Regions from separate parts of the Homo sapiens genome. Here region 2 is linked to region 1. A link is an interaction called in ENCODE POLR2A ChIA-PET data of the cell type or tissue named here. Cell type or tissue: A673. All regions are shown on one strand. Region 1 overlaps PDE4A (phosphodiesterase 4A). Region 2 overlaps RAVER1 (ribonucleoprotein, PTB binding 1).

Region 1 (8,000 bases):
TCCACTCCCAGGCCACTGGCCTAGAACCAGATCCCTAAGTCCCTGCCTGGCTCAGTGTCTCCAGCCTTACCTTCCCCACCCCCTCTCATGCTGGAGCTGCCAGGCTGAAAACCAAGCTGGGTTGGGGGTGGGGAGGGGAGATTCTGGGTCTCATGGAGGGTGTTTAGAATAGGCTGGACTGAGCTGGGGCTGTGAGTGGCCTTTAAGTTCTCAGAATTCTCAGGGGTTTCTAGCCTTGTTCTTGCTTTCCTGCTCCATGGTCTCTAACACAGACACACACACAGGGCCGCACACAGGGCAATCCGGGTCACCTGGTGTTTACCGTACTAGGTATGGGTCTCCTGGCTGCACCAAGAGGACCCTGCAGTTGACTCATGGCCACACACAGGTGACACACAGACCACAGCAACCCTGGCCCAGCCCTCGCACATCCTCGTCTACACTGCGTTCCTCCACAGTGGGGGACACTGTATTTTGGTGAGACACATTCTCACAAAAATACACACCCAGGGCCCACACATGTTCCTGTATGCTGTACTCCCACCTGCACCAGATACACACAGGAACGCACCCCGTGCCCACACAGGGGTCAGGGACTGTCACAGTATCAGTGCGACACGGTCTCATAAAGTCACCCAGACTCAGAAATACACAGATAAAGACACAGAGATGCACACAGGCACCCATGAGCACCCAGCCCCTGCTCACACAGGCAGATGTGCGATGCCACAGAGATGTCTATGTGTGATGCCCGGGGGCACACAGACCTCCCTCTCCCCCAGTCTCTTACATACTCAGCCCCCCAAAGAGCTGTGTCACCTGGCACTACGCGCCTGCCTGGGAGACACACACCAGCACCCGCCTTCAACCTCCATGTGACCTTCACAAAGCAAATGCCAGGCCTTTCCATAAAGGCTGCCTGGCACCACCTACAAGTGAGTCAGGTGGAAAAGCACGGGGAGCCGGGGGAGACACCAGGCCTGCCTGCCCTGTGCGCCCCGGGGGAAGACACTCGTCGCAGCTTTGTAGCTCAGCTGCCTGGGTTCAAATCCACATTCTAGGCCGGGCGTGGTGGCTCATGCCTGTAATCCCAGCACTTTGGGAGGCTGAGGTGGGAGGATGGCTTGAGCCCAGGAGTTTGAGACCAGCCTGGGCAACATAGTAAAACCTCATCTCTACAAAATAAATAAATTTTAAAAGAAATCCATGCTCTGCTACTAATAACCATAGTATTTATCCTTTATGTGCCTCAGTTTCTTTCTTTCTTCCTTCCTTCCTTCCTTTCTTTCTTCCTTTCCTTCTTTCCTTCTTTCTCTCTTTCTTCCTTTTTTTTTTTTTCAGGGTCTCGCTCTGTCACCCAGGCTGGAGTGCAGTGGAGTGATCTTGGCTCAATGCAACCTCTGCCTCCCGGGTTCAAGCAATTCTTGTGCCTCAGCCTCCCAAGTAGCTGGCATTACAGGTGTATGCCACCATAGCCCAGCTAATTTTTTTGTATTTTTAGTTTAGATGGGGTTTCTCTATGGTGGCCAGGCTGATCTCAAACTCCTGGCCCTAAGTGATCCATCCACCTTGGCCTCCCAAAGTGCTGGGATTACAGACGTGAGCCACCGTGCCTGGCCTCAGTTTCTTTGTCTGGAAAATGGAGCATTAATGCATGTTACAGTATAGCACAATGCCTAGCATGTGGTCTTCACATAAGTTTGTTTTTTTTTTCTTTCTTGAGATGGAGTCTCACTCTGTCACCCAGGCTGGAGTGCAGTGGTGCGATCTTGCCTCACTGCAATCTGTGCCTCCTGGGTTCAACCAATTCTCCTGCCTCAGACTCCCAAGTAGCTAGGATTACAAGCGCCCCGCCACCACGCCTGGCTAATTTTTATATTTTTAGTAGAGACAGGTTTCCCCATGTTGGCCAGGCTGGTCTCGAACTGCTGACCTCAAGTGATCTGCCCGCCTTGGCCTCCCAAAGTGCTGGGATTACAGGCATGAGCCACTGTGCCCAGCTTTTTTTTTTTTTTTTTTTTTTTGAGACAGCATCTCTATCATCCAGGCTGGGATGCAGTGGTATCATCTCTGCTCTCTGCAACCTCTGCTTCCCAGGCTCAAGCGATGCTCCAACAGGCATGAGCCACGGCGCCTGGCCATAGTTCTTGTTATTATAATCTTTACCAATGTGTTCGTTTCCCCCGCCCCCGCTCCCTAGCTTGTTTGTGTCCCGTCAGTCCCTGCAGTAGTCATCCCCCAAGGCCTAGACTCTCCCTGGGCTGCATAGCCCTCAACAAGCCCAATTTCATGCTCCCAAAAGCCCTGGTGGGAAGGCCTAGGGGCCACGTGGAGGGGGAAACAGGTAGCAACTTCATCTGAAAGTGTCACCAAATGATCAGCCTGAGGCCAGATGCAGTGGTCATGCCTATAAACCCAGCATTTTGAGAGGGCGAGACTTTGGGAAGCAGATTGCTTGAGTCTAGGAGTTCAAGACCAGCCTGGGCAACATGGTGAAACCCCATTTCTGCTTAAAAAAAAAAATTAGCTGGGTGTGGTGGTGTGCGCCTGTGGTTCCAGCTACTCAGGAGGCTGAGGTGGGAGGATCGCTTGAGCCTGGGAGGCTGAGGCTGCAGTGAACCATGATCGCCCCACTGCACTGCAGTCTGGGTGACAGAGCAAGACCCTGTATCAACACACACACACACACACACACACACACACAAACAAACAAACAAAAAACAATGATTAGCCTGCCTAAGAGGGAGTCTTGGGCGGGTCACTTCACCTCCAATGGAGCGTCTGGGCATGTGGCTGTGATGTAAGGCTGGCAGCTACCCCTGTGTCTGGGTTGCAACCTTGGGTCCCATGGGGATGTTGCTGGAGTGGCCTCTGGCCTAACTTTGGGCCACCCTGAGCAGTCAGTGGCAAGCCAGGGAGGGGTGACTCTCCATGGCTCAGGGATCTGATTCTGGGGCATCACTGGCCCTGACTCTCCCCTATCCCCACCAGCTCCCAGGCAGCAGTTCTATAGCCCTGTCCCCTCCCCTCTGTCCTCCCTCAGCCCAGGGGACATCGGGTCTTGAAACAGAAACAGCAGGGCCCCAGGGAGTGTCCTCTTCCCATCCAGGCCTCTGGGCTCCTGCTGACGTGAGCTGAGTCCCTTGGGGCTGGTGGATGTGCCAGGATGTGCTAGCTGGGCACCTGCTTGGGAACAGAGTCTCACCATCCTAAACTGCAGCTTAAATCCTAGGCCGGGGAGTTGGAGGTGTGTAGCTATGTTCCTCTCGCCTTCTCTGGAGCTGAAAAAAAATCCACCTTAGGAGACAGGACACAGTTCTCAGACAATGAAGCCACCAACCCCTTGTCTCCTTATGCCATGGGAATGTTAACAGGACTTATATGTTGCCAGGCGCAGTAGCTCACACCTGTAATCCCAGCACTTTGGGAGGCCGAGGCAGGTGGATCACCTGAGATCGGGAGTTCAAGACCAGCCTGACCAACATGGAGAAACCCCGTCTCTACTAAAAATACAAAATTAGCCGGGCATGGTGATACATGCCTGTAATCCCAGCTACTCGGGAGGCTGAGGCAAGAGAATCTCTTGAACCTGAGAGGCGGAGGTTGCAGTGAGCCGAGATGGCGCCACTGCACTACAGCCTAGGCAATAAGAGCGAAACTCCGTCTCAAAAAAACAACAAAAACCAGGACCTATATGTTAACTTATAGAGTGGGTTGGAGCCCTCTGTCGGTTAATGTGTATAAAGCACTTTCATAATGCCAGGCACACAGCAAGCATTCAATAAATGTCTTGTTATTATTACTGTATGCCTGAAAGGATCTAACCTGGCACCCAGGACACAGCAGGTGCTCAACAAATGGACACTATTGGCTGGGTGCAGTGGCTCACGCCTGTAATCCCAGCACACTGGGAGGCTGAGGCGGGTGGATCACCTGAGGTCAGGAGTTCGAGACTGGCCTGGCCAACATGGTGAAACCCGTCTCTACTAAAAATACAAAAATTAGCCAGGTGTAGTGGCGCACACCTGTAGTCCCAGCTACTCGAGAGACTGAGTCAGGAGAATTGCTTGAGCCCGGCAGCAGAGGTTGCAGTGAGCTGAGATCACATCACTACACTCCAGCCTGGGTGACAGAGTGAGACTCCATCTCAAAAATAAATAAATAAATAAATAAATGGACATTATCATCAAAGGTCCAAGCTGATGATCTATGATTATCTCACCTTAAGAACCTTAAGAGTGGCTTTTTTTGTTTGTTTGTTTTTTGAGACTATCCCCTAGGCTGCAGTGCAGTGGCTCGATCTTGGCTCACTGCAATCTCCACCTCCCAGGATCAAGTGATTCTCCTGCCTCAGCCTCCTGAGTAGCTGAGATCACAGGCGCACACCAGCACGCCAAGCTAATTTTTGTATTTTTAGTAGAGACGGGGTTTCACCATGTTGGTCAGGCTGGTCTCGAACTCCTGATCTCATGATCTGCCCGCCTTGGCCTCCCAAAGTGTTGGGATTACAGGCGTAAGCCACCGTGCCCGGCCTTTTTCTTTTTTTTTTGAGATAGGGTCTCACTGTATCACCCAGTCTGGAGTGCAGTGGCATGATCACAGCTCACTGCAGCCTCCAAATCCTGGTCTCAAGCAATCATCTTGCATCAGCCTCTTGAGTAGCTGGGACTATACACATGCACCACCATGCTCAGCTAACTTAAATTTTTTGTAGAGACAGGGTCTTGCTATGTTGCCCAGGCTGGTCTCAAACTCCTGGACTTAAGTGATCCTCCCACCTCAGCTTCTCAAAGTGCTGTGATTATAGGAATGAGCCATTCTGCTTGGCCCATTTTATCCATTTTCGAGTGTATAGTTCAGTGGCATTAAGTACATTCACATTGTTGTGCAACCATCACCACCATCCATCTCCAGGACTGTTTTTTTTTTTTTTTGAGACAGGGTCTCACTCTATCACCCAGGCTGGAGTGCAGTGGCATCATCACTGCTCACTGCAGTCTATACCTCCAGGGCTCAGGTGATCCTCCCACCTCAGCCTCCTGAGTAGCTGGGACCACAGGCGCACACCATCATCATGCCTTGCTAATTTTTTTCATTTTTTGTAGAGATAGGGCCTTGCCATGTTTCCCAGGCTGGTGTTGAACTCCTGGGCTCAAGCAATCCTCCCGCGTGGGCCTCCCAAAGTGCTGGGATTACAGATGTGAGCCACTTCACCCAGCCTCCAAGACTTTTTTTTTTTTTTTGAGACGGAGTCTCGCTCTGTCGCCAGGCTGGAGTGCAGTGGCGCAATCTCGGCTCACTGCAACCTTCGCCTCCCGGGTTCAAGCGATTCTCGTGCCTCAGCCTCCTGAGTAGCTTGGATTACAGGCACGCACCACCACACCCAGCTAATTTTTGTATTTTTATTAGAGACGGGGTTTCATCATGTTGGCCGGGATGGTCTCGCTCTCCTGACCTTGTGATCCGCCCGCCTCCGCCTGCCAAAGTGCTGGGATTACAGGCGTGAGCCACCACACCTGGCCAGGACTTTTTAATGTTCTCAGACTGAAACTTTAAGCACAAACACACCATTTCCCTATCTCCCCCAGCCGCTGGCACCCACTCTTCTACTTTCTGTCTCTGAGTTTGAGTACTCCAGGGACCTCATATAAGTGGAATTTCCTGTGCACTATTTGTCTTTTTCTGACTGGCTTATTTTACTGAGCATAATGTTTTTTTGTTTGTTTGTTTGTTTTTGAGACAGAGTTTCACTCTTATTGCCCAAGCTGGAATGCAATGTCCCAATCTCGGCTCACTGCAACCTCCACCTCCCAGGTTCAAGTGATTCTCCTGCCTCAGCCTCCGAGTAGCTGGGATTACAGGCATGTGCCACCACGCCCGGCTAATTTTGTATTTTTAGTAGAGACAGGGTTTCTCCATGTTGGTCAGGCTGGTCTCGAACTCCCAACCTCAGGTGATCCGCCCACCTCATCCTACCAAAGTGCTGGGTCACTGAGCATAATGTTTTCAGGGTTCATCCATGTTGTAGCCTGTGTCAGAATTCCTTTCCTTTTTAAGGCTGAATTCTATTCCATTCAATGGATATAACACATTTTGTTGATCCATTCATCTGTTGATGGACACGTCAGTCACTTCTACCTTTTGGCCATCGTGAATTACGCTGCTGTGAACATGGGTGTACATGTATCTGTTTGAGATCCCCACTTTCAATTCTTTTGGGGATAGACCTAGGAGTGGGATTGCGCGGTTGTGTGGTGATTCTACGTGTTTGTTTGTTTTGAGGGTTTTTTGTTTGTTTGTTTGGTTGGTTTCTGACAGAGTCTCATTCTGTCGGCCAGGCTGGAGTACAGTGGTGTGATCTCGGTTCACTGCAACCTCCGTCTCCCGGGTTCAAGCAATTATCTGGCTGCAGCCTCCCGAGTAGCTGGGACTACAGGTGCCTGCCACCACGCCCACCTGATTTTTGTATTTTTAGTAGAGATTGGGTTTCACCGTGTTGGCCAGGCTGGTCTCGAACTCTGGACCTCAGGTAATCTGCCCGCCTCGGCCTCCCAAAATGCTGGGATTACAGGCGTGAGCCACCGCACCTGGCCTACAAACATTTTTGATTGGGGTTACAGTGGTTCTCTCAACAGCAGGTAGGAATGGATTGTTTGTGAGTGGGGAGGAATCGGAGCAGCAGAGAGACCTGGTTGGAATGGAGAGTGCAGCAGGTGAGAGAGGAGGTGTTGTGACCTCAGGGATGCGAAGAGTCCAGGCCTTCAATAAGGTCTGTCTCTGGAACTCAAATCTGAGGCCCAGGAGGCGGGTCAGAGGCTGAGAGACGGGGTGGATGGAGGTAGGAGTGCCTCCTGGCTCCACAGTCCCTTCTCTTGGAGTGAAGAGACCAGCTGTCTGGAGGGGAGAGCAACTGGGAAACAGGACACGGGTAAAGGCCAGTTACAAGTGGCATCCTGGAGAGAAGGTGGCTCAGGACACAGCTGTCCCCAAAATACCCTCCTTGGCATTGCATGCAGGGGATGGAGGAACCCTAAGATCTTCAAAAGTAAAAGGCCCTTCAGGAACCATCCTAATAGGCGTGACATGGTATCTCCTTTTTTTTTTTTTTTTTTTTGAGACGGAGTCTTGCTTTGTCACCCAGGCTGGAGTGCAGTGGCGTGATCTTGGTTCACTGCAGCCTCTGCCACCCGGGTTCAAGCAATTCTCCTGCCTCAGCCTCCCAAGTACCTGGGATTATAGGCACCCACCACCACACCTAGCTAATTTTTGTATTTCTAGTAGAGACAGGGTTTCGGTATGTTGGCCAGGCTGGTCTCAAACTCCTGACCTCAAGTGATTCACCCACCTTGCCTCCCAAAGCGCTGGGATTACAGGCATGAGCCACCTCACCAGACCTGTATCTCTTTCTTTTGATTTGCGTTTCCCTGATGAGTGATGTTAAGGATTTTTTTTCATATGTTTATTGGCTGTTTTAATATCTTTTCTGCAGATATGCCTATTCAAGTCATTTGCCTATTAAGTCAAATTATTTACAATTTATTATTTATTATTTTGAGACAGGGTCTCACTCTGTTGCCCAGGCTGGTGTGCAGTGGCACGATGTCAGCTCACTGCAATCTCTGCCTCCCGGGTTTAAGTGATTCTCCCACCTCAGTCTCTCTAGTAGCTGGGATTACAGGTGAGAGCCGCCATGCCTGGCTAATTATTTTATTTATTTATGTATTTTTTGAGACAGAGTCTCGCTCTGTCATCCAGGCTGAAGTGCAATGTCGCGATCTCAGCTCACTGCAACCTCCACCTTCCGGGTTCAAGCAGTTCTCGTGTTTTAGCCTCCCCAGTAGCTGGGATTACAGGCACATGGCACCACGCCCGGCTAATTTTTGTATGTTTAGTAGAGACAGGGTTTTCACTGTGTTAGCCAGGATGGGCTCGATCTCCTGACCTCGTGATCCACCCACCTCGGCCTCCCAAAGTGCTGGGATTACAGGCGTGAGCCACCA
Region 2 (8,000 bases), 110 kb before region 1:
CTCACCGTGGCCTGGGCAGCGATGAGAGCGGCCAGCATACTGCGGCCGGGGGGCCCAGGGGCGCAGAAGGAGACTCGCAGGTGGCTGCCCCCCAGGGACAGGCCGTCCGCCTGCTGCTGTGCCTCCTCCGCCATCTCAGCCGTCTCATACTCCAGCACCGCGAAGCCCTTCAGCTGCCCATCCTGGCCGCACGCCAGCTGCCGGAGGAAGGCAGGCAGTCATGAGCATCTGGGCAGCAGTGACTGCACCACCCCGGGAAGTGACAACCGTAACCAGACTCAGCTGCCCCATAAGGGTGAACTCCACGCCAGGCCTCCACTGCCCTGTGCCTCATTCCTGCATCAGCTCATCTGATTTTCCCAATGACCCTGGGAGGCTGCATCATACCCATTTCTCAGAGAAGGCAACTGAGGCACGGAGAGGTCAGCGCACCCAAGGCCACACAGCTGGAGGGAGGGCGGAGCTGGGAGCCACCTCACCAACAAAGCCAAGGCCACGGGCGGATGCGGTGGCTCACACCTGTAATCCCAGCACTTTGGGAGGCCGAGGCGGGCAGATAACCTGAGGTCGGGAGTTCGAGACCAGCCTGACCAACATGGAGAAACCCCGTCTCTACTAAAAATACAAAATTAGCCAGGCGTGGTGGCACATGCCTGTATTCCCAGCTACTTGGGAGGCTGAGGCAGAGGCAAGAGAGTCACTTGAACCTGTGAGGCAGAGGTTGCGGTGGGCCGAGATCGCGCCACTGCACTCCAGCCTGGGCAACAAGAGCAAAACTCCATCTCAAAAAAAAAAAAAAAAAAGAGATAATCAGCAACGGGTGGGGAAGGAAGGGCTCTCGTTCCAGACAGTGGCCAAGCCAGGTAGCAGTGCTAAGGGAAGTGGTTGGGCTGGGCACCGGCACTTGCTGAATGCCCGGGCAGCAAAGGTGCAGGTAGCAGCCCTTCACCTCTGCCCACGCCCTGTGCCAAGGTCTGGGCACAGATCTCCCATAACCAAACCTGTCGGCTTTTGTTTTGTTTTGTTTTTTTTGAGACAGAGTCTTGCTCTGTCACCCCGGAGTGCAGTGATGTGAACTTAGCTTACCGTAACCTCCACCTCCTGGGTTCAAGTGATTCTCCTGCCTCAGCCTCCTGGTAGCTGGGATTACAGGTGTGCACCACCACGCCCAGCTAATTTTTGTATTTTTAGTAGAAATGAGGTTTCACCATGTCGGCAAGGCTGGTCTTGAACTCCTGACCTCAAGCGATCCGCCTGCCTTGGCCTCCCAAAGTGCTGGATTACAGGCGTGAGCCACTGTGCCCGGCCATAAACACACCCATCTTAGGGATGAACAGAGAGAGACTCAGAGGGGTCACAGAGTGATCAAGGCCACACAATTCCTAAGTCGAGGGACTGATGTGTGAACCTCAAGCTGCTTCACTGTCAAGCCCACCCTCCATTCAGCTGGGTCACCTAACATTAAAGGTGGGCTCCTCGGAGGACATCACTTCAACGCCTGCTACTCATCAGATGCTCAACAAATGTTTGGTGAGACCAGGCCCAGTGGCTCGAATCTATAATCCCAGCTCTTTGGGAGGCAAAGGCAGGAGGATCGTTTGAGCACAGGAGTTTCAGACCAGCCTGGGCAACATAGGGAGACCCCATCTTCACATAATTTTTTTTTTTTTTGAGGGAGTCTCGCTCTGTTGCCCAGGCTGGAGTGCGGTGGCATGATCTTGGCTCACTGCAACCTCCACCTCCCTGGTTCAATCAATTCTCCTGCCTCAGCTTCCCGAGTAGCTGGGATTAAAGGCACCTACCACCACGCCTGGCTAATTTTTTTTCTATTTTTAATAGAGACAGGGTTTTTGTTTTTTGTTTTGTTTTTTTTGAGACGGAGTCTCGCTCTGCCACCCAGACTGGAATGCAGTAGTGGGATCTTGGCTCACCACAACCTCTGTCTCCCAGGTTCAGGTGATTCTTCTGCCTCAGCCTCCCAAATAGCTGGGACCACAGGCACATGCCACCACACCCAGCTAATTTTTTTTTTTGTATTTTTAATGGAGATAGGGTTTCACCATGTTAGCCAGGATGGCCTCGATCTCCAGACCTCGTGATGCACCCACCTCGGCCTCCCAAAGTGCTGGGATTACAGGCGTGAGCCACCGTGCCATGAGACAGGGTTTTACCATGTTGGCCAGGCTGGTTTCGAACTCCTGACCTCAAGTGATCTGCCCGCCGCAGCCTCCCAAAGTGCTGGGATTACAGGCATGAGCCACTGTGCCCGGCCTCTACATAAAATTTTAAAAATCAGCTGGGCATGGTGATGCATTCCTGTAGTTCCCCAGCTACATGGGAGGCCAAGGTAGGAGGATTTCTTGAACCCAGGAGGTCGAGGCCGGAGTGTACTCCTCCAGCCTGGGTGATTGAGAACCTGTCTCAAAAAAAAAAAAAATTAAGTTTAGTGAATGTTCGAGTGGAGGAATGAATGGGCAGCTGTTCACAACAACCTGATCATGAAGCACTGCCAGCCCCATTTTGAGATGTGGAAACAGGCTAGGAGAGTACCTGTAGCTGGTCATGACCCTGTGACCTTTGATCTCCACATAAGAAGGTAAGGCCAGGCCAGCGCAGTGGCTCACACCTGTAATCTCAGCACTTGGGGAGGCCGAGGCAGGTGTATCACCTGAAGTCAGGAGTTCAAGACCAGCCTGGCCAACACGGCGAAACCCCATCTCTATTAAAAACACAAAAATTAGCTGGGTGTGGTGTCAGGCGCTGTCATCCCAGCTACTCGGGAGGCTGAAGCTGGAGAATCACTTGAACCCAGGAGGCGGAGGATGCAGTGAGCCAAGATCGCGCCCCTGCACTCCAGACTGGGTGACAGAGCAAGACTCTGTCTTAAAAAAATATAAAATAAAATAAAAGAAAGGTGAGGCCATTGTGCTAACTCATCTTCTGTCCTGAGCCCGCACAGGCGGCCTGGTACATAGCAGGCCTGGTACGTAGCAGGTGTCCAAGAGAAAGCAGCAGAATGGATGAATGATAAGTAAACAGAGAGGGGGTTCCCGTGGCTCATGGATACTCAGTTTTTGTTTTTTTTGTTTCTTTGAGACGGAGTCTCGCTCTGTCGCCCAGGCTGGAGTGCAGCGGCACGATCTCCACTAACCGCAACCGCAGTCTTCTGGGTTCAAGCAATTCTCCTGTCTCAGCCTCCTGAGTAGCTGAGATTACAGGCGCGTGGCGCCATGCCTGGCTACCTTTTTTTTTTTGTTGTATTTTTAGTAGAGACGGGATTTCTCCATGTTTGTCAGGCTGGTCTCAAACTCCTGACCTCAGGTGATCCGTCCGTCTCGGCCTCCAAAGAGCTGGCATTACAAGCGTGAGCCACTGCGCCTGGCCTGTTTTTTTTTTTTTTTTTTTTTCTGTTTTTGAGATGCAGTGTTGCTTTGTCACCCAGGCTGGAGTACAGTGGCGTGATCTCAGCTCACTGCAACCTCCACCTCCCAGGTACAAGCGATTCTCCTGCCTCAGCCTCCTGAGTAGCTGGGATTACAGGCCTGCACCACCACACCTGGCTAATTTTTTTTGTATTTTTAGTAGAGACAGGGTTTCACCATGTTGGCCAGGCTGGTCTTGAACTCTTGACCTCAAGTGATCCACCTGCCTCGGCCTCTCAAAGTGCTGGGATTACATGCATGAGCCACCTCACCCAGCCTGTTTCTTGTTTTAAATATAGAGATGGTGTCCCACTATCTTGCCCAGGCTAGTCTTGAACTCCTGGTCTCGAGTGATCCTCCTGCCTCTGCCTCCCAACAGACACCTAGTTTAAATGGGGCACCAATACCCCACTTACACGAGAGGGACCCACTCAAGCCCACAGAGCTGGGGGTCCGAGCCCAGGACTGTCTCTCTGTTTTTGAGATAAGGGTCTAGCTCTGTTGCTCAGGCTGTAGTGTCATGGTGCTGTGGTGCGATCATGGCTCACTGCAGCCTCGGACTCCCAGAATCAGGCAATCCTCCCACCTCAGCCTCCTGAGTAGCTGGGACTACAGGCACACCATCATACCTATCTAATTTTTGTATAGAGAGGATTTCACCATATTGCCCAGGCTGGTCTCGAACTCCTGGGCTCGAGGGATCCGCCCGCCTCAGCCTCCCAAAGTGTTAGGGTTACAGGTGTGAGTCACTGCACCTGGCCAGGCCTACCCCTTTTAAGCCTCTGCACTGGCCTCCGCTCACTGGCCCAAGCTCTGGAGCTAGGCTGCGGTGTTCTGATCCCAGCTCTGCCAGACCCTGGCTGTTTAACTCTAGGCAAGTTACTTGACCCCTCTGTGCCTTGGTATCCTCACCTGAAAATGGGAGTGATACCTGCCTCTCAGGGTTGCTACAGGATGAAGCAACTGAAGGTTACGTACTCAGAGTCCACAGCGAGTGCTGGGGGAATGTCCCCTTTGGGATCTCTGGGGATCAAGACCTTCTGGGGGCTCTTAGAGAGTGAGTCTGGCCTGTTCTCGCCCCACTGCACCTGTTACAGGGCGAGGCACACACACAGAAGTGCCTGGCATGTGTGGCTTGAATGAACAAGGGACTGTTTTGCCAACCCATTGTGCAAGTATTGAGTCCCTGCTTATGGAGGAGGGAAACTGCAGATCAGAGAGCCAGTGACTGGCCCGAGCTCGAGGGCGGGGCTGGGATCTGGCAAAGCCTCAGTCTCTGACCTCAAGGCTCAAATAGACTGTGGGCTCCTCTGCAGCCTCCTCAATGCCTGGTCCAGGTCTGGGACCCCATGGGAGGTTTGACGAGGGTACCAGCGAATGAGGAGGTGAGTGGTGAGCAAGCCTCGAGATCCATAGTTACAAGAGTGGCCTTGCATGCATCTGATAGAGGGACAGTGAGGCCTGAGGCTGCAGAGGGATTCAAATCCCCTGGCCAGGTGTGGTGGCTCACGCATGTAATCCCAGCACTTTGGGAGGATCACCTGAGGCCAGGAGTTCAAGACTATCCTGGCCAACATGGCAAAACCCCATCTCTACTAAAAATATAAAAATTATCCAGGCATGGGGGCGGGGCGCCTATAATCCCAGCTACTCTGGAGGTTAAGGCAAGAGAATTGCTTGAACCAAAGAGGCGGAGGTTGCAGTGAACTGAGATTGTATCACTGCACTCCAGCATGGGTGACAAAGTGAGACTGTCTCAAAAAAAAAAAAGAAAAGGCAGATGACTCCAAAGACTCTCTCAGGTGCTCCGGGCCTGGCACCTGCTCCCCAATGCTCTCCACAGGGCTCACCTGGCAGAAGGTGGGGCTGTGGACAGCTGACAGCGCCCGGCACAGAGCGTCCACATCGTTGAAGCCAGGTGGCAGGCGGTCCACACAGAGGCAGCGGGAGTGGAGAAGGGCAGGCGTCAGTTGCCCGGCATCCGTCCAGTGCACGTAGAGGGTGCGTGGTCCCAGCGGCTTGCCCAGCAGGTCCGACTTGGCACGGGCAGCCGAGTCCTTCTTCATGTACTCAGCAAAGCCATAGCCCTTGGATTGGCCAGTGCGCTCACTGTAGACCAGGAAGCAGCGCTCCAGGCTGCCGAAGGGCCGCACCAGCTCCTCGAACTGCTGCTGTGTGAGGCTGGGGGGCAGGTTGGCCACACACAGCAGGGCATCCGTGGGCTGCAGCTGCACCGACAGTTCACGCTCCCGCAGGCGGCTCTGGTGGAAAGCATTGATTGCGGCCTCGGCCTGCTCCCCATTCAGCAGGGTCACGAAGGCTGCGGTGGGAGGAGGGCAGTGCGAGGTCAGCCGGGCCCTGAGGGCCTGCCCCTCCACCCCGCCACCCTGCAAACCAGGTGGGACCTCCAAATGCTGGGCATCTCAGGTGCCTGCTGATCTGAGCAGTTGCCAGCCTTGGCGACTCACACAGGCGAGAGCGCCTGCCATTGACTCTAGGCTCCACGAAGCCCACTCCCTCTCCCAGCCCTGCGTCCACCTGCACCCACAGCAGCGCTCACCAACTGTGGGCCTGGCTCTGTCCTAAGAACGCTGTGGGTCACTCGGGTGATACCAAGGGCAGTGGTTAAGCCCATGCTCACTGGGGCCCAGATTTAAGCCCCAAGCCCCAGGTGGCTTTGGGGGTATCAGTTTCCTCATCTCTCAAATGGATATAACTTAATCATCACAATCACCATTTTGCCAGAGAGGAAACGGGCCCAGAGCAGCACCCCTGTGCCCCGAGTAGGGGAGCCTGGACTTGAACCCAGGCAGCCGGACTCCAGAGGCCCACTCTACACACTGCCCACCCCTGCCACCTTTCCAGGCCACCAGTGCCCCTGAACCCTGCTGCCACGTGCTGCCCCAGATTTGCGATCCACCCAGCGGCCGCAGGAAGCTTTGTTCAAAACGATCACGCCACATCCATCTTGTGGCTTCTAGCTGCAGGGTGCAGTGCAGCCTGTGCGGGCTCGCTGACCTCCCCTCCCATCTCACCGCTGCCACCCGGACCACGCCAGGCACACTCCAGAGGGGCCTTTGCAGCTGCTGTTTCTTGAGCATGGAACACTGAGCCCCACCTCCTCACCTGGTTAACCTGGACCCACCCAGGTAGAAACCCTGTCTCTACTAAAAATACAAAAATTAGCCGGGCATGGTGGCACATGCCTGTAATCCCAGCTACTCGGGAGGCTGAAGCAGGGGAATGGGCTGAACCCAGGAGGCGGAGGTTGCAGCGAGCCGAGCTCGCGCCACTGCACTCCAGCCTGGCGACAGAGCAAGACTCCATCTCAAAAAAAAAAAAAAAAAGACCACACAAGCAGGGGTGACTGGCTGAGTGAGGCAAGAGGGGTAAGAAGAGAATGAACCCACGGCCAAACGTTGTCAAGAATTAGCTCAATGCCAAGCGAGTGGAGTAGGAAGAGAATCAGCCCGATGCCCAGTGTTCTCCAAGGAGAACATGAAGGCTGTCCCAAGATGACAGGATGACAGGCAGATTGGGGCAACCTGCCATGTTGGCCTGGGGGGCAATACTGGGCCTGAAGCTCAGAGCAGCAGACAGTGAGCCAGGCCCTCCCATCTTCAGGGATGGTCACTCCCTGCCCTGGCCCGCCCCATGGCCCCACAAACCTGTCCCTTTGTATTTGTCCACAAAACAGTATTTGAGCTCATAGTCACTGAGCAGGTCATGTACTTCCTGTGGAGATACAAGACAAAAGACAGGGAGTTACTGGAGATGGAAGGGGGCAACCCAGTGCCGCTTCATAGCTGCCACCAGCTATGAAGGCAGGTCAATTACCACCCCCCATTTTACCAATGAGGAAACTGAGGCTCGATGCAGTAATTTTGTCAAGGTCATTCTGCTCATACCTGGCAGAGATGGGATTCAGAACCTAGCTGCAGACTGTGCTATTACCCAGGCAACATGCTCTTAGAGGGTATACCTTTAGCTGGCTGGGCGGGGTGGCTCACGCTTATAATCCCAGCATTTTGGGAGGCCGAGGCGGGTGAATCACCTGAGGTCAGGAGTTCGAGACCAGCCTGGCCAACATGGTGAAACCTTGTCTCTACTAAAAATACAAAAATTAGCCAGGAGTGGTGGCGCACACCTGTAATCCTAGCTACTCGGGAGGCTGAGGTAGGAGAACTGCTTGCACCCAGGAGGCAGAGGTTGCAGTGTGCCACTGCACTCCAGCCTGGGTGACAAAGGGAGACACTGTCAACAACAATAACAACAAGGCCGGGCGCGGTGGCTCACGCCTGTAATCCCAGCACTTTGGGAGGCCGAGGCGGGTGGATCACGAGGTCAGGAGATCGAGACCATCCTGGCTAACAAGGTGAAACCCCGTCTCTACTAAAAATACAAAAAAATTAGCCGGGCGCGGTGGCAGGCGCCTGTATTCCCAGCTACTCGGGAGGCTGAGGCAGGAGAATGGCGTGAACCCGGGAAGCAGAGCTTGCAGTGAGCCGAGATTGCGCCACTGCAGTCCGCAGTCCAGCCTGGGCGACAGAGCGAGACTCCGTCTCAAAAAAAAAAAAA

The links. Peaks named below come from ENCODE experiments on the same cell type or tissue, not always from the same donor. Only the 100,000 strongest peaks of a DNase experiment are listed, where the experiment ranks them.
Region 2: POLR2A ChIA-PET joins it to region 1 with 7 read pairs; 5 of 35 experiments call an interaction of 5 or more read pairs at or near these places.

What each region holds. Positions count from the first base shown.
Region 1 is chr19:10,432,889-10,440,888 of GRCh38, forward strand. All of the region lies in intron 1 of PDE4A (phosphodiesterase 4A), which reads left to right. Among named protein-coding and RNA genes, the nearest start is that of PDE4A, 16 kb to the left of the region's middle. RefSeq lists enhancers at 1-355, 2,901-3,400, 3,609-3,678. In A673, a CTCF peak has its summit at 3,751 (motif pointing left); a DNase peak (open chromatin) is centred at 3,723; H3K27ac peaks cover 1,467 bases.
Region 2 is chr19:10,323,370-10,331,369 of GRCh38, forward strand. RAVER1 (ribonucleoprotein, PTB binding 1) reads right to left here. Exons shown (of 13, transcript NM_133452.3): 2 at 7,091-7,157; 3 at 5,273-5,742; 4 at 6-197. Among named protein-coding and RNA genes, the nearest start is that of RAVER1, 6.2 kb to the right of the region's middle. In A673, no CTCF peak of the experiment used is centred here; no DNase peak of the experiment used is centred here.